2 separate regions of the Mus musculus genome follow, and region 2 is linked to region 1. Evidence: chromatin loops called from intact Hi-C (ENCODE). Cell type or tissue: left cerebral cortex. All regions are shown on one strand. Each heading gives the region's core, and the rest is flanking DNA. Links, peaks and the distances in the headings are about the cores only.

What was found. Peaks named below come from ENCODE experiments on the same cell type or tissue, not always from the same donor. Only the 100,000 strongest peaks of a DNase experiment are listed, where the experiment ranks them.
Region 2: it touches region 1 in a loop (4-fold over the local background); 5 of 42 quality-filtered maps call a loop at or near these places.

What each region holds. Positions count from the first base shown.
Region 1 is chr5:137,525,505-137,533,820 of GRCm38, forward strand. Gigyf1 (GRB10 interacting GYF protein 1) reads left to right here. Exons shown (of 24, transcript NM_031408.2): 23 at 1-55; 24 at 148-2,431. The coding sequence ends at 200. It overlaps Gnb2 (guanine nucleotide binding protein (G protein), beta 2), which reads right to left and starts at 7,802. Exons shown (of 10, transcript NM_010312.5): 1 at 7,635-7,802; 2 at 5,191-5,336; 3 at 4,894-4,932; 4 at 4,680-4,786; 5 at 4,342-4,405; 6 at 4,099-4,261; 7 at 3,939-4,005; 8 at 3,500-3,701; 9 at 3,187-3,403; 10 at 2,623-3,105. The coding sequence starts at 5,247. The coding sequence ends at 2,999. It overlaps Mir6418 (microRNA 6418), which reads right to left and starts at 4,090; the gene lies at 3,976-4,090. In left cerebral cortex, for the core only: a CTCF peak has its summit at 710; DNase peaks (open chromatin) are centred at 992, 2,429, 3,038, 4,010 and 10 more places; H3K4me3 peaks cover 4,023 bases; H3K27ac peaks cover 5,457 bases.
Region 2 is chr5:138,163,338-138,171,653 of GRCm38, forward strand. Cops6 (COP9 signalosome subunit 6) reads left to right here. Exons shown (of 10, transcript NM_012002.3): 8 at 1-82; 9 at 172-272; 10 at 399-647. The coding sequence ends at 539. Mcm7 (minichromosome maintenance complex component 7) reads right to left here. Exons shown (of 15, transcript NM_008568.3): 2 at 6,980-7,059; 3 at 6,223-6,387; 4 at 6,012-6,136; 5 at 5,761-5,941; 6 at 5,473-5,610; 7 at 4,996-5,145; 8 at 4,721-4,835; 9 at 4,504-4,635; 10 at 4,214-4,297; 11 at 3,709-4,102; 12 at 3,346-3,429; 13 at 2,573-2,741; 14 at 1,715-1,824; 15 at 1,246-1,583. The coding sequence ends at 1,382. Mir25 (microRNA 25) reads right to left here and starts at 2,067; the gene lies at 1,984-2,067. It overlaps Mir93 (microRNA 93), which reads right to left and starts at 2,273; the gene lies at 2,186-2,273. It also overlaps Mir106b. In left cerebral cortex, for the core only: a CTCF peak has its summit at 7,787; DNase peaks (open chromatin) are centred at 4,973 and 7,866; H3K4me3 peaks cover 1,170 bases; H3K27ac peaks cover 658 bases.

The sequences.
Region 1 (8,316 bases), core at 196-8,195:
GGCAGCAAGGCCAAAAGGCGGGCACTGATGCTTCACTCCGACCCTAGCATCTTGGGTAAGTGTCGGGTGGGACTGGAAAGCTCTGCTTTCCCTGCACAGGTCTCAGCGGACCTGGGGAAGCTTACTCTTGCTTCTCCCTGGCTTCAGGGTACTCCCTGCACGGCCCTTCCGGTGAGATCGAGAGCGTGGATGACTACTGACCAGCCTGTCCCACCTGCCCCCTGGGCCTTAGACTCGGGTGGTGGCAGCAGCATGGACCCTTGGGTCTCCAGCCTGCAGGCTCCCACAGGGAGCAGAGGAGGAAGCGAGCGAGCGAGCGAGTGGGGCAGGGTCCCCAGCACTTGTTACAAACCACACGATGCACCTTAACTCACCCGCCACGAGGCACTTTACAGATGGGGGAGGGGCCTTTCTTTTCCTCTTTAATTTTAAACATTAGGAGAGACAGAAATATCATCCAAAAGCTAGACGGTAGACCCCTACACCCCTTTGGGAATAATGGGTGTGACATTGGAAGGTCCACAGAGGTTTGTTTTTGGTTTTTTGTTTTGTTTTGTTTTTATTTTTTAGAAAAAAAAAAAAAGATAAAAAAAATAATGAAAAAAAAAGTTAGGCTGAAAGGAAAAAAAAAATCACACTGTTATTTTTGGCCAGTGGGTACCAGGCCCCATGGACCTGTCCTGCCTGGCTTCCCTGAGGCTGCACTTACCCTGCTGCCCCAGAAGGTGGGTCATTGGGGTGACTTGTCAGCTGGGTGCTGGCAGTTTGCACAGCGAGCGAGCGGAGGCCCTCTCCAGAAGCCCCGCCCACTGGACCTGCTGTGATCAGCTCCTGTGGCCGTTACTGTGGCAGGTGTCCTGGTAAGGGGCCAGAGTCGCCCCTTACCTCAGCTGCTTTGGGAGGAACGTTGCACAAATTGGATGAGCTGCCTCAGCTCCCTCTCCCCACACCCCCGAAACAGCCCTCCCACACTGGCTGAGGGAGCTGGGGAAAGCCCTGTCAGTGCCAGCCTGTCAGCTGGGCTCTGAACTCAGGCCTGCTGAGGGGCTGACCCCCACTGCTGCCATTTCGGGGGACAGCCTGGGTGTGACACTGAAAGCCCCAGCTCCCTGCCTTTGCCACATGAATGTATTTTCTGGCCCCCAAGCCCGTCTCACCCCCTCTGAGAAGGGACTCAGCCCTTCCTCCAGGAGCTGGAGAACACCCCTCCTTTTATCATGGCCGAGGCCTTGCTTGTGAGGGAAGGACACCGAAGGAGTGGCTTGGGGCGGAACCTAGGGGGGCCCCGTGGTGAGAACCCCCTGATCAGCAGCCAGCTGTGTGGGAAGCAGACCACAGCTCCGTACCTGACCCCTCCATTGACCAAATGGGAGAGGAGTGAGCAGCCCCTCTCCTTGATGTTTTTTGTGTTGGGTGTAAGGCTGGAGGTCGAGAGCGCCTGTGTCCTGGCTGGGGGCTGCCTTGCCTGTTGCTCGCCGACCTCACTCCTAGCCCTCCCGCCCTGCCCATGCTTGTCTTCATTGTTGTTTGCCCCCCCCCCCCCCTTTCTTTTTAATATACTGTGTTAGTGACTCTCCCATCGACCTCATTGCTCAGAATGCAGTATTAGGGCTAGCGAGCGAGCCTGCCACTGCCTCCTCCATGAATGTATTTCTAGTTTCTGTCCTGGGGAAGTAGGGAGTGGCCCCAGGTTCTTCTTTCCCATCCATCCCCACAGAGGTGACCTTTTGTTTTCCTTTCCACTTTTTTTTTTTCTTTTTTTTCTTTTTTTTTTTTTTTGCACCAAAGTGGCAACTGGGTCAGTGTTGGGGATCAGGCTGGCTTTGGGTGGAAGGGCCCCTCCACCTGCTTCTCCCTGGTTTTGACAGTGTTAGCGTCTGTGAAAAGACAATATTCTCTCTAAAGCAATAAGGGGGTGATGGGCCAGGGGGAAACGTCTTGCTGCTGCTGGCCCCCCAGCTCCCTTTCCCTCTTGCCATTGTGGTGGCATTGGAGGGATGGGAGAGACTCCTGTTGTGACTGAATGTAACCTACCCTGCCCCTGCCACAGCCAATGCAGGGGGAGGGAGGGCACTTGTCTCTTCCTACCCCTCCCCCCAGCTAAAGAGACTGAACTTGGGGGCCCATGAGCCTGGAGAGGCCTTAACCCTGTGAGGAAGTGTGGGGCCTCTCCCACCCCATCCCCTCTGAGAGTGGCCAATGTTTACAAGCCCTGAGCCCCAGCCCAGGGACTCAGACCCCCCCCCCCCATCTTAATCCTTTCCCCATCCCAGTCTTACAGGGCCCCACTGCCCCACCCTACCCCCTTGGGGTTCAGGGTAGTGTGGGTGTCCTGTGTATCCCAGTTTACCCTACCTCTACCCTGTGTGACTTCCCTAATACCCACTCTTGTAAATACTCCCAATAAAACTTGGTGTGTTCTCCCAGTCTACCTTGTCTGCCAGCTTTTCCATGACTGAGCTGGGGTAAGGGCACAGTGGTGGTGGTGGGGTGCATCTGGGAAATGCTGGACTCAGCCTCATGTAGAGCAAGAATGGGGTACCTGCTATCGCTTAGAGGAGCCCAATACCCACTGCCTGTCTGCTTTCTGGAGAAAGGGGGACAGTAAGCAAGGAGACTAGGTACAGAGTTGGAAGTGGTTCCTTTATGGAAAAACTGAAAATATAATAAAAATTAAAATAAAACCAGTTAAAAAAGCCAGCCCCTGGAGTTTCCACCTCCTGCCTCTGGCCCTCCAGAGGGGTGAGGCCATGGCCCCAGGGCAGCAAAGGGTGAGGGCTTTCCTGCCCTTCCTCTTCCCCCATTCCATCCCCGACTTTTATCTCCACAGTGGGGGCCCCCCCCTAGAGGAACCAAACCTGGGTATGGGAGCAGGACCGGAGGCCCTGTAGCCCAGGGAGGGAGGCTTGGCACATGTACCCAGCCCCAAAGCTCCGGGCCTGTAGTGTGGGCATGGGCAGGGCTGCTCCCTGCCTGGGCCCATCTGGGGTTGGGGAGGTTAGTTCCAGATCTTGAGGAAGGAGTCCCAGGAGCCTGTAGCCACGGCCATTCCATCATCTGTGACCCCAAGGCAGCTCACACGGTTATCATGGCCAGCGAGGACACCTGGAGAACAAAGGGAAGGATGTAGGAACCGGTCTGGCCCACACTTCCCATCTCTGCCTTCTGTGGGCCCAGAGTCCTCACCTGCACGGTCACCCTTCATGGCATCCCAGATGTTGCAGTTGAAGTCGTCGTAGCCAGCGAGCAGCAGCCGGCCGCTGCGCGAGAAGGCAACCGAGGTGATGCCGCAGATGATGTTGTCGTGGGAATACATGAGCAGCTCCTGATCAGCCCGCAGGTCAAAGAGGCGACAAGTGGCGTCATCTGATCCCGTGGTGAAGGCATAGCCATTGGGGAAGAACTGCAAGATTTGGGCCAGAGATGATAAGAGTGTGAGGCAAAGCCAGGGGTGTGGGATACAGGGGGCAGGCAGCTCACCATACTCCTCCTGACTTACAGCCACGGCATTGATGTCCGACTCGTGACCTATGAATGTCTGTCGGCACATGGAATCCCGAACATCCCACAGCTTGATGGAGGCGTCACAGGCACCTGACACAAAGGTGCGGCCATCGGGGGCCAGTGACAGGGACATCACATCCCCACTGTGTCCAGCAAACCCCACCGTCTGCTGGCCTGTCTCAATGTCCCACAGGGCACTGGAGAGGCAACAGGAGGAAGGATTAGGAAAGGACTAGAGGACAGAAACCCTGGCTTAACTACTGTATGAGCCCAACCCTGACGGGGCCCTCTAGAAAGAGGGCCAAGAACCCGAAATAGTGGGGGAGCCACTTGGCCACCATGCAGAGGGGAAGACTAGGTGCTCAGAAGTGTGCCTGCCACCTGCTGGGCCCTGGATCCCCCGAAGGCAGGGAGCCAGCACGGCAGAGCCTCACCAGGTGGTGTCCCCAGAGCTGGTGATGATTTGGTTGTCGTCCAGGAAGCGGCAGCATGACAGGTACCCTGGAGAAAGGAGGTTGCAGTCAGGCATTTTAGAGGACAGTGCATCTCTTCCCTTCCCCTGACCGTGTTCTTGCCTCTTCTGGCTCCACTCACCAGTGTGGCCAGGCAGCTCTCTGCTGACCCTGACATTGCCCTCTCGGGTCTTGAGACTATAGATGGAGCAGATGTTGTCCAAACCCCCACAGGCCACAAAGTTCCCTGAGGGGGCGTAGGCACAGGTCATGACCCAGGAGGAACGCAGAGGGATGGCGTGGACCTAGAGGAGAGCAGCACCCTGAGTCAGAGTCAGCCAGGGCCTGACAGCCCTGCCCCACCCACCTTGGGTACCCGCTTTACCTTGTTAGTGGTGTAGCTGTCCCAAATGATGAGCTTTCCGTCCTGGGAGGCGCTGACCAGCAGCCTGGCGGGCCAGTGGCAGACAGCTCAGGGTGTGGAAGAGAGGCCCCCTAACCCTCCCTGGCTAGAGAAGCTTTTTAGAGGCATTCCCCCAAATCCTCTCAGGATGATCCTGGATCCCTGGTCTTCCAAGGATACTGGGAATCAGTCTTCCCAAATTACTGACAGATTCTCCCCCCAGACCTGAGAGTCCTCCCCACACCCTGTACTATCATTCTGCCCATTATATAAAATCACCCCAGAACCTAGACATACTAAAGCAGGGGCCACCCACGCACCTTGAGTCTGTCCCCCAGTGCATGGCATAGATTTTTGCCAGGTGTCCACGGAGGGTCCTCCGTGTTCTCATCTGAATTCGCCCCACTGGGTCCAGCCCAGCTGTGATCTGGAACAACGGAGCGACTGAGGTGGTACATAGAGACCCAAGCAACAGAAGACCATCCAACACCTCCCATTCTTCAGTGCCCCAGGGTAGCTCTGTAGTCACCTCACCTGGGTCAGTGTGGAATCCCCGCATGCTTTTCTGGCGTCCTGTAAATGATGGGCAGTGCAAGAGAGGGAAAGGAGAGAAGTGCAAAGAGGTGAGGAAAGAGTGAAGAAAACAGGAGACAAGGGGAAGATGAGCCGGGAGACATTTGGAGACCAGGACTCCCTTTCTCCTCCCACCCTGCAACAGACAGACACACACCGGCCACAGGCAACCCATTCTACTCAGGTCAAAGGGAAGCAGCACACTCAAGCCACGCCTGGCTGGGCTCGGCCTCCCCATCACAGCCACCAGGCCCTCACCCGGATCTGGTTCCGGAGCTGCTCGGCCTCCTGTCTCAGTTGCTCCAGCTCACTCATGGCGCCGGGCCCGTGGGGCGGGGTTGGGGGCGGCTGGGGGCCGCGGGACGGGGGCTGGGGGAGGCAGCTCCTGGCCGCTGGCCCGAGGCCTGGGGGGTTGGGGGGGAGAATGCAAGGCTGACGTCAGGTCCCAAGACGGCCCGGGAAGCGGCAGGGAAAGGCGGGGTGGAAGCGCACGGCCAGGAAAGGATCTGCTAGGCAGGGGGAACAGAGGACGTGGTACCCAGGGAAGGTTGGGGTCTCCGGCACCGAAAGACGTTGCGTTGCCAAGGAACAAACGACTTCCCCAATCTTCCTTCAGGGCCCCCGGAAACGGAGTGGGAAGTGCAAGAGGAAGAGCAGGGGAAACCCCTCCCTCGGACAGCAGCCCGGGCGGGACACTAGGGCGGCAGGAACTGGGGATGGGGGGGGGGGGAGTCCCTTCGAAAACAGACCTGGCGTTCGCCCCAGCCCGCACAAGGCGCCGCCCTCCCAGCACCTAATTTTAAAAAGGGGCGGTACCTCTTTAAATTCACCCCCACATACCGCACACCCTCCACACACACCCCCAGCTAAGACAGAGGTGGTGATGGGGGGGGGGGAGGATGAGGGGAGAAGCTAGGCTGTTCGTGGGGTTGCCTAGGCAACCGTCACCCGGACTAAGAGCACCTCATTGGTGAAGTGCCCCCACCCTAGCCTCGTTGCCAAGGCAACCGCATCCGCGGCAGAGACCTGTAGGGTGGGTGACCCCACCCCCGGCCCCCATCGCCCCCGCCCGACCTAGACTCCCGCCTCTTACCCAGAACCGGCCAGGGTGGCTGTTTACAGGATTTGGGAAAAGCCGATTGAGCACTAATAGGTTCGGGACGGCTCAACCCGGGATAATCCCCATTCCGGGCCGGCTGCACCCCATTAGCTGCTGGTCAGTGCGAGAGTAGCGGGGAAGGCAAACCCCCAAGCCGCCAGCTCCCTTCAGCGCCGAGGTCGCCCGCCCCGCTGCGCCCGCACAAAGCCCGTGGGAGCCTCTCAGAAGTAATTAGGGCTCCGAAGAGAGGCCCCTGGCCCCGGGGCGCGGAGCTGCTCTCTCCCAGGCGCCGGCGAGCGGCCCCAGGCGGCTCGGCCCGATGCCCCTAGGCACCCCTAGAGCCCAGCTCTGTGCTCAGCAGCCCCCGAGGCCTAGCTGGCACCACTCCAGCCTCCGACGTCCTGCCTTCCCGGGACACCTGTGCGATCTGGCCGTGTACACTGCACTCTGGCGACCCAGGCGTCCCCCACCCAGCTCCCACTTCCCCCAGACACTGGGCGTTCCTCTTCCCCGAAGATATTTCCCCTCCGTAAGTTCAGCTTTCTGCGCCAGTGCCAGAGGATGCCCCTCCAAAATGAGGGAGGGGGCAACGACATAGCTACCACCCCACTCCAGCTGTGAACAAAAGCCCCTTCCTTCCAGCTGACAGCAGCCCAGGCCTGGCCTCAATGACACAGGCCTGGGGCAGAAGGAAAACAGGCCAGGAAGAAGACACTGGGTCGGGGGCCATGCTCCCAGCCCTTAGATCCCCATTACCCTCCAACGTTCCCTCAGCAGCTCCTCGATTCTAGGGATAAAGCAACCATAGCCCCCCCTCCAAAAAAAAGGGTGCCACCGCCTCCGCAGGTGTGAGAGGAGGAAAGAGAGGGTCCTCAGATCTGGCAGCTGGACGGCGCGGGCTGGCCGTGCTGCGAAGTGCAGTGGGCCAGGCCCTTCAGCTCGTAGGACCTCCATTTTGCCCAAAAGAAAGCTGGACGAAGGGGACAGGCGACTAGGTGCCAGACCTGGGTAAGGATTTGTAAAAAGAATAAGGTGCTGAGATCTCCAGCTTAGGGGTCGGGACTGAGAAAACACTGCCAGAGCCCGAATCAAGGGGCAGTAGGGTGGAGACGAAGACAAGGGTGGCCTTGAGGCCTTAACTGGATCTCCTAGGATTCTGGAGTTCTGCAAGGCTAATGCAAGCAAGGGTGTGAAACGAGTGGGCACGAGGGCTGTTACCCAGGGGCAGGCAGCAGGGTGGTGGTGGGGAAAGGGGGCGGGACAGGACATAGAAGAAACCCAGAATTTAGCCCCCCAACTATTAAGGGATCAAGAGGCAGGCGGGGCTGGGATGAGGGGGGTCTAGATTTTAAAATAATTGCCACTGATATTGCAGGGAGCGCATGCATTATTGAAGCCGAGGGTCCCCCCCCCCCCCCCAGTTCCCCTTCCGGGTTTGGAAACGACCGGGCCAGAGGAAGGGAGGGGAGGTCTGGGAGTTACGTCCGTTTCCCAAGAGCCAAACCCGGGAGACGGAAGGAACCGAGGCTTCCCCCTGCCACACACACACCCGTGGGAATTTGGGGCTGGGGGAGATGAGGACTCCTTTTATCAGCGGAGGTACCTGAGGTGGTGGGACTCTGCCAAGGGGTCGCTTGGAGGAGCGCGGGAGGTCCTGTCTTCCTCCGCGGCGGAGGCGGCAGCGGCGGCGACGCGGATGGATTTCCTCAGTCACCCCAACTCAACCGTCCAGCGCAGCTCTCCCCAGAGCGGAGGGATCCCGCCCGCCAGTGACGCGGCCGTCGCCGCCGCGCCCAGGGCCAGGCTGGACGAGACCAAATACTCAAGTGTGTGGGGGGGAAGGCTAGAAGCGAAAACACCACTCCAGGAGCAAAAGATGCCTCAGCCACAATAAAAGCACAATTCCACGTTTTTCTAACTCATCAAAGATCACACGACGTAGTTTATTTCCAGAAAAGGAGCAAGACATCCTCTCTAGGGACAGCAGAAGTGGTATAGGCATAAGGGAGGGGGGAAAAAAAAAATCCCAGGTCACGTGATCGACCTCCTTCAACCCCCCCCCCCTCCGGATTGGGCGGCTCCAGACTGGAGGCAAGAAGGCCCAATTCTCGGGTTGGCCACGCCCCCTGGTGAGGCCACTCCCTTCCCGGAGGCGGAACTAGGGAAGTCTAAACCAGTGCAGGACAGTGGGGCAGAAAAAGACAGCGAGTGGTTGGTGACCACTAGAATCCCATAAAATGCAAGTTAGAGGGAATTACACCCAGACAGTTCTTCAAGCGCAGCAC
Region 2 (8,316 bases), core at 23-8,022, 640 kb after region 1:
CTGATAGCTCAGCATAGTGCCATCAAGATGCTGCACAGCCGTGTGAAGCTCATTTTAGAATATGTCAAGGCCTCTGAAGCAGGTAGGAGAGGTGCCTGTCACTTTGAAACATTTTTCCTCTCCTGGAAAAGTGACAGCATCCACATCAGTGCAGCCTCCTTGTGTCCTTAGGAGAGGTTCCCTTCAACCATGAGATCCTGCGGGAGGCCTATGCCCTATGTCACTGTCTTCCAGTTCTCAGCACTGACAAGTTCAAGACAGACTTTTATGATGTGAGTGTTGACACCTTTGATGGGGAGGTGGGGCTCACACCACCTCACAGGTAGGAGGTGAAACTCAAGTGTCACTGGCTAATACGAGGGACCCCTGGGGAACTGGTTCTTTGTGTTCCCTCCCAGCAATGCAATGACGTGGGGCTCATGGCCTACCTCGGCACCATCACCAAAACGTGCAACACAATGAACCAGTTTGTGAACAAGTTCAACGTCCTCTACGACCGACAAGGCATTGGCCGGCGAATGCGGGGACTGTTTTTCTGATGATGGTTCTGGAAGGGATGGTGTGTGGGGCTCAGACAGCTGTTCCATGGACCTGAGTACCACATTCCCTTTAGAGAAACTCATTAATAAAAGAGCAGCCCCTTAGCAGCCCTTCCAGTGGCTTTGTCCTCTCAGGCACCACACTGGTTTCTCAACATGGACTCTTAAGGAAGCTTCACCCATTAATCCACATTTTTTGACCACCTACCCACCTTTTAATGACTCGAGGTGACCCCTTGTTGAAGTAGACAAAATGTGATAGGACGACCTGCTTGCTTCCAGTTTTTGTGCTCTGTGATCAATTCATGTCACAGCTCCACAGAAAGATTGCTTTCCCAGGCTAATTTAATTTCACTGCAAATGTTTCTCAAATAGGAAGGGGAGGGAAGCTGAATTCCATCTTTGTAATTGTGGTTATCTCAAGTCCTTGTTTTTCTATATCCTGAAGGTACCTAGGAGGGTGATATGTACCTCATCCTTAGGCCTTCCACTTAAGTCATACCTTGTGCTAGGCGCAACTTTCTGCCCTTCACATCCTGGTGTCATCACGTCTAGATGTGGGGGTCTAACAAACGAAATGTCCATAATTGGAAGCATCTCAAGAAACAGTGGTCCCAAGGCCTTCTATCTCCCAGATTGACTAGCACATAGTAAGGGTCAGTACTAGAGACTAGGGGAGGAGAGAGCATACTAAAAACTCTACAGAGTTATTAACAAGCAAGAGGCAATCAAAACACTTTATTGGCAGAATAAAAAAGTGCAGCATGGGAGAATGAGATTTTTTCTTGAGGGGGCATTCAGCATGCCCTCTGGTGTAGGCAGGAGGGTGTAAAAACTGGCTATCAGACAAAGGTGATCCGTGTCCGAGAAGTATTAACCTGCCAGACATTTAGCTCCTCATATTCATCCAGAGCTGCCTGGAACTGGGCTGGTGTGAAGCCACGAGATATGCAGCGCTGTTCAGCCTCAGAAAAGTGGACACTCCGCCCCCGTGACACCAATTCACGGATGGTGGCAAATATCACATCTGCTGGCCTCTGGGTCCTAAAAGACAAGGATGGAAAAGGTGAAGGTGCAAGGCCACAAACAGTAGCAGCAATCAGCATCAAAACCCTGAGGGCAAGCCAGGTCAATAAGCCCAGTGGTCCAGTCTCACTCTTCATTAAAATCCTCACCTAGCTGTCTGTCCCTTTTCACCTAGAAGGGAGTCCTTCGACATCTCCATCAACCTTATGGCTTCATTTACATCTTCCTTCTCCACAATGTCTACCATCCGAAGTCGAGCCTAAGGGGAAGGCATAGAAAAGATTGGGATAGGAGGGGAGGAGGGGAATGAAGTCAAGGATCTTTCTTTGCTCCAGCTTCAAGCCTGGGCAAGCCACATTTGCCTACTCATTGAACAAAAATGGGGACTCCTCCCTGCCCCCCCACATCTGCAGTGTTGGGCCGGCACTGTCAGACCGAGACAAGTGCAATGCCCAGGGCAGCGTCCAGCAATTGCCCAAGTCTCCGCCTCTCAACACTGGCCAGTCCCGGTGGGTGTTCAGCTGTCCTGTGAGGGAGACCAGACCCTTCTGAACTCCACTAGGCTCCCCATCAAACAAATGGAGCCTGGGGCGCTCAGCTAGGGCCACTATCAGAGGTTGTGTCCTGGGGGCTCGGGAAGTGCTAGCTCAGCAGTAGGTCAGGTAATTACACTACCTGCACGAACAGCACTTTGGAGCCCCCATGACTAAGGTCCAAGAGGGGAGGACAGAATGGAGATTTCTAAGATCATATCTAGGACACCAGGAATTCAAGTCCTAGCCCTCATGGATTCAAGCAGCAAGCAGCCTTTCCCTCCATGGGCGTTGCACGTGCCCTGCTGGAGCAGCAAGTACCCACAGTGCGGTAGCACAGAGAGGACCACTATCTGCACTGTCAGCACTTTAGTCCCAGCAGGGCTGGTAGGAGGGAAGGAGGCGGCTTGAGGGTCATTAGGTGAGGTGGCAGGCAGGGGTCAGCTTTCCAGCTGACAGGGACCCACCACTCACCAGAGCAGTGGAAAGTCGGAGAATGGCCAGCAGGGTCCGGGCAGAAGTATAGGTGGCATCCTTACTGGCCCGGGCCTCTCGCCTCATCTCCACATATGCTGCGGTGATGTAGTCAGCCAGAGATTCAGGCACTGTGGGCTGTCTCTCGTGGCACATGGCTATGTACCGTCTGTGGGAAACAAGGTTCATGGGAAAGCGGGAAAGCAGGCAGGCTTTATGAGATTCCCCACTTAATATTCTATGCTGACGTGGACAGTGAGGGATTTCTCCAAAACAGGGCTGCCAGGACACTTCAAGTAACTTCCAACTTTTCAGGAGAATGACATTTACCAAAGCACCTGTAGTGGGAGGATTTAACTTAACCCCTTGACAGACTTCAGAGACCATGTGAAAACCAGTTTAGAAACCCGAGTCATCTGTGCCATGGAAGCACTTATGGCCAAAAAGCTAGACCTGCCTCGGACAGGATTTAGAGAGTGAGAGAGGTTCCTTTATATACAGGAGGGAAGTAGTTTTTGGAGACATCCCCAAAATGACTCAGGTTTCAGAGTAGCTAGGATTATATAAGGCCTGCTGCTCTGTCATCCCAAAACAGAAAAAAAGTTTCTGATGATCCCTTGGCTACAGAGAGACCCAGGCTCAGCTACTTTTGAGGCTGAAATAGATAAGCAGATGAGTCCTTTCAAGACTCAATGCTTTCCAGACACACTTGGCATAAGACAATGCCACAGACCAGTACTCTCCCCAGACATACCCATCTCCACCCCTCCTACCTCATAAGTTTCATGTCCAAAGGTTCAAATTGGGCAGGGGGCTGCCGGCTGTGCTGGTGGACATAGGTGATGTGCTGGGCCAACCTGGAGAGAAGACGGGCGTCAGTCTTTAGAGCTCTAACACCCTGAGAATCTTGACTCAGTATCCCCTTTTAGCACCACCTCTTCTCCAAAGCATGGCAGACAGGCCTCCCAGAAAACCCTCAAGATCTTAGCTCCAACCTATCTCCATATGAACTGCAAACAAGGAAAGGTGTTTAAGGTGTCTGCACACAGACAAGTTGAGTGGCTTTCTGATTTTACCTCCCTGCCCCAAAGTCACTAAAATGGGCTGTCTCTATGGGTGTCATCTACTTCATTCACCGGAGGTCATTGTCTCTGTCGGGCCGGTCTTGAATCAGCCAGAGGAGGTCGAATCGAGAAAGCAGAGCAGCCGGAAGCTGGACGTTCTGCTCCAGACTGCGGCGGGGATTATATCGGCCGTAGGCAGGATTGGCCGCAGCCAGGATGGAGCATCGGGCATTGAGCGTGGTGAGAATCCCCGCCTTGGCGATGGAGATGGTCTGCTGCTCCATAACCTCATGGATGGCTGTGCGGTCAGCCTCGGCCATCTTGTCAAACTCATCAATGCAGCACACGCCCTGGTCAGCCAGCACCAGGGCACCGCCCTCTAAAGTCAGTTCTCCACTCACAGAGTCTCTCAACACAGCTGCTGTGAGCCCTACACCAGAGGAGCCACGGCCTGTTGTGTACTGACCTGCAAAGATAAAGAGCAAACTGCTGAAGAAAGGAACCGCTTTCCCCAGGCCTTCCAGAGGCCTTAGTGTTTATCAACCAAACACCAAGCCTCATCCCTGTTCACACTCACTTCGCGGTGCCAGACGGTCGATGTAAGATAGGAGCTGAGATTTGGCCACACCAGGGTCTCCCATAAGGCAGATGTGGATGTTTCCTGGCAAATGAGAAGGAAGCCTGAGTGATACTCTTTACCCAAGTTGTCCACCAACAGAGAAGAGCACTTGAGACCTGGTCCCTTCTTAAAGTCCAGACTACTTCTAAGACACAACAACCACTAAGGTAAATCATCAACTCTTGTCATTTACAGACTCTCGTGGGATGTTTTTTTACCCTCCCTCCTAAGTCTCTTGTCCTTCTTACCTCTGATCTTCATGCCTTGAGGAGACTGGTCCACACCACCCACCAGAAGCAGCAGCAGCGCCTTCTTCACATCTTCATGTCCATAGATCTCCGGAGCAATAGAAGCGGCCAGCTTCTCATAGAAATCCTCCTCTGCAAAAAATTAAGCCATAGCATTTCCTTCAGGACAAAATCTAGGATGGAGCTCAACTCTCAACTTGAGCTCGTGGTCCCTCACCTGCAATCTGCTTCAGCTCCTCTGAGCTCAGCTCTCCGGCCCCAGAGACATCATCGTCACTCTTTGTCATCTTCACAATCCAGTGGGCTTCCAGGTAAGTTTCTGAGAGTAAGCCCTGGACACAAGAGTTCCCTTTAAAGTCCCCATCACCAGAGTCCCTGAGAATTTTTTATCCACAAGTTCCACCTCACTGATTTTCATTTTCTAAGGGTGTGAAGAGTGAGTGGGTGGATGAGGAGGCAAGGCAGCTATTTCCTCATTCAAAACGCCCTCACCTGTGCCATCTGTTGGAACCCTGTGCGCAGGACTGGCAAGAAGATGCCAGTGACGCTGACATGGTCACCAGGCTGGGCAATTCTTGTGTTCTCACCTTCTAGAACCACTGTGATGCTACGAGGGATGTTTCCCACAGGAACTTGGTCACTCTAGGAGATTGGGAGGTGTGGGGGAGGGCATGACACAGAGCACATGAGACAAGGAGAAAAGCGAGGCAGACCTGACCCAACTGACCACCACCCCAGAAGATGCCCATTTGATGGTAAGATTCAGTCATCCCAACCTAGATGACTTCAGGAAGGAAGCTGAGTTCTTCTTATCCTCCTCCCAATAGAACCAGAAAAAAACTTCAATTAAATCACCTCCCGATTTTCTGACTAAGAGCAAATATAAAAAAATTCTAGGTAAACCTCTCTCCCAATCTTTCTTCCTATAATTTCATAACCAGCTGCAGGACTCATATCCCCTAAACTCACATGCTCTTGAATCTTCATTTCCTGGAATTTAACAAATTTGGAGCCACGAGTCTGTAGGTACAGCCGCCCCCCTGAGCGATTGGTCTGGCACTCCTGGCTGGGGCACATGATCAGAGGCATGAAAGTGGGAGACTGGATCTACAAACAAGGAAAACAGGAAGTCTTACAATCACCACAGTAACCATCTCTGCTCTGTGTCTTTTAAAATAAGGATTAAGACCTCCTTGAAATATTATCAGTCAAAACGACCCGAGGTATCAAATCACCATCATAGAATTGTATACGTACTGGCTGGTAGGTCTCTGCCCCACACTGATCACAAGTGTATGTGGCCACCACCATCCTGGGCTTGACTTCAGACACACGAGTGACAATGCCACGCACAGTTAACAATTTCCCCACAGAGTCAGCTCGTACTTCCCGGATCACTCGAGGCTTGCTGCTACTTGGGCCTCGGAAATACAACTCACTAAAAGAGAAACATTTGTCAGCAAGTCCCCGGAGAGCAAGTCCCCGCCCTTTCCCACAGAGATACTCACAATCTTCGCATGAGTTCAGAAGGATACTGGTTTTGGGGGTTCCGGACTGCCCCAGGGTCTCTGCTTCGCTGCTCCATCATCAGCCGGTGTTCAATGTAAACATCTAAGACATCCTTATTCACCACCTAAAAGAAAGAAAAGGCGAGAGGCAGGACAGAGAAAGAAAACAGGGCACGAGGCAGACGAGCTCAGAAACAAACCAGCCACCTACCTCCTTCTCCTTGTACTCAGGCAAAAGCTCTTGCACAACATCACCAAACAGTCTTGAGTAGCGCTTGGCATTCTCGCAAATTGAGTCGACCAACTCAGGGTCATCTTCAGCTATGTCATCCAGGTCCACATACAGTGCCACTTGTTCCCGATGAGCCAGATGAACCTGAGGTAAAGAAGAGATGCTAACACTTTAGGGTCAAGTTCACCTCACCCACAAAAGCTCTTCTAAAGTCACTATCCTACCACTGGGGAAAGAACAGAATGCAGTACATCATGGTGGTAGATGTCTATAATCCCAGCACTTAGGATTCAGAAGGCAACAGAGTGAGGAGCTCAAAGCCAACCTCAGCTATGTAGCTACACAGCGTGTTCTTGATGGTGGTCTGAGCCACACAAAGACTACCCCTAAAAACTAAGAGCTAGGAATGGATGAGGTGGCTCAGCAGGTTAGACATAGCCATCTAGCCAGATGATCTGAATTTGCTCTCTAGAACACACATGGTGGGAGAACAGACTTCCACAAATTGTCCTTTTGACCTCTACACATGCTATGGCATGCCCCTGTGAGCACAAACACATAGGAATAAACACGACTAAAACATCTAAGAAAACCCTTAAGCTAAAAACAAAACAAAAACCCAACTTTGTATAAAAACAATCAGAATCAAGTCATTCACTGATAGCCAGACTTGAGATAACCTTATACAAGTTCTTAACACGCCACGCCACTCCCCAGAACCAATCCTGAGACTTACCAACTGGGTCCCATACTTGAACTGCTTCTTTCCAAGCTCATTCTCGTAATAAAACTCTTGGAGGAACTTCTTAACTTTTTCTACAAATATAAAATAAAAACCAAGTCTTTGCAGTGAGGTGTAAAGACCACTGCTGCCAAGGACTAGAGTTCAATCCCTAGGGCCCACCCACAGGTTGGAAGAGAACAGAGTCCTGCGGGTGTCCAGCACTATGATATGCCCGTGCGATCTCACACACACAATAATGTAACAAAATAATGTAAAAATAAATAAAATAAACAATCAACTTTCCTTTTAGATTCTTTATTTCAAACTCTTAACAGAAACCTAAGAAACCCACTTTCACTTAAGACGAAACCTATGAACTAGTTAGTTAAATGAACATTGAAAACAAATCGACCAAGTTCTCCCCAAAGTAGGCAGTGTTCCTTTTCACAAGTCCGTTTTTACACAGAGAAGAATATAGGTCTTCGGGCAGCTACAAGAGTCTTACCCAACCTTCCCAAGAGAATTCCACACTCTGTCTTAATTAGGAATCTCAGTTTCTTCAATTCTCTCAGCTCGCTCCCAATCGACTTAAGGTCCTCGGCTCTCGCTCTACCAGTACAACTCTTTTTCTTAGGCTCCCGCCAGGACGTCCGCCACTAGGCCTCCTCTGCACTCATGCCCGGCTCCCGCCACTGCTTCCGCTCTTAGTAAACAAAGAAGCACATGGGCCCAGATTCCAGCCGCCTCACAGCCCAGGATTCCTCCGCCCGAGACGGGTGGCCGAGCGGGGATTGGCCAGAACGCCAAAGGGCCATTCGGGTCCACCACACTGCCACCTTTCGCCACCGGGCGCTTAGCCTCCCAATTCTAGGCACGCCCCTACCTACTGCAGCTATCTCCGAGGCCACCGCGCGGAAGGACACTGTTTACACACGACAGTCCCAAGATCGGGTAGCGCCACTTCCGCCCGCCTCTACTTCCGCTTGGAGGGCGGCCGAAAACAACCAATCGCGGCGCGTAGCGGTCTGGCAAGCCCCGCCTCTGGACTTCGGCCAGTCTCCAGTGGACGCGGGAATTCGCTAGCGCCCCGAGCAGCAGAGGCTGGCCCAGTAACCTAGTCCCTTGGGTCACGTATTGAATGCATTGAACCAAGTCACCCGGTCTCTACCGAGCGCGCCCCTCCTTTGTGGACTCCACTGGGTTCTCTCCATAACACAAACACATCACCTTTTCCAAGGAGGATTGCTTCCTCCATCCTTGACGCCCACTGCTTATTGCAGGCGCAGTTCGCCTGTCCTCGGAGTCACAGATCCCGGCTCACTCCCCCTCCCCCGCCCGACCCCAAGACT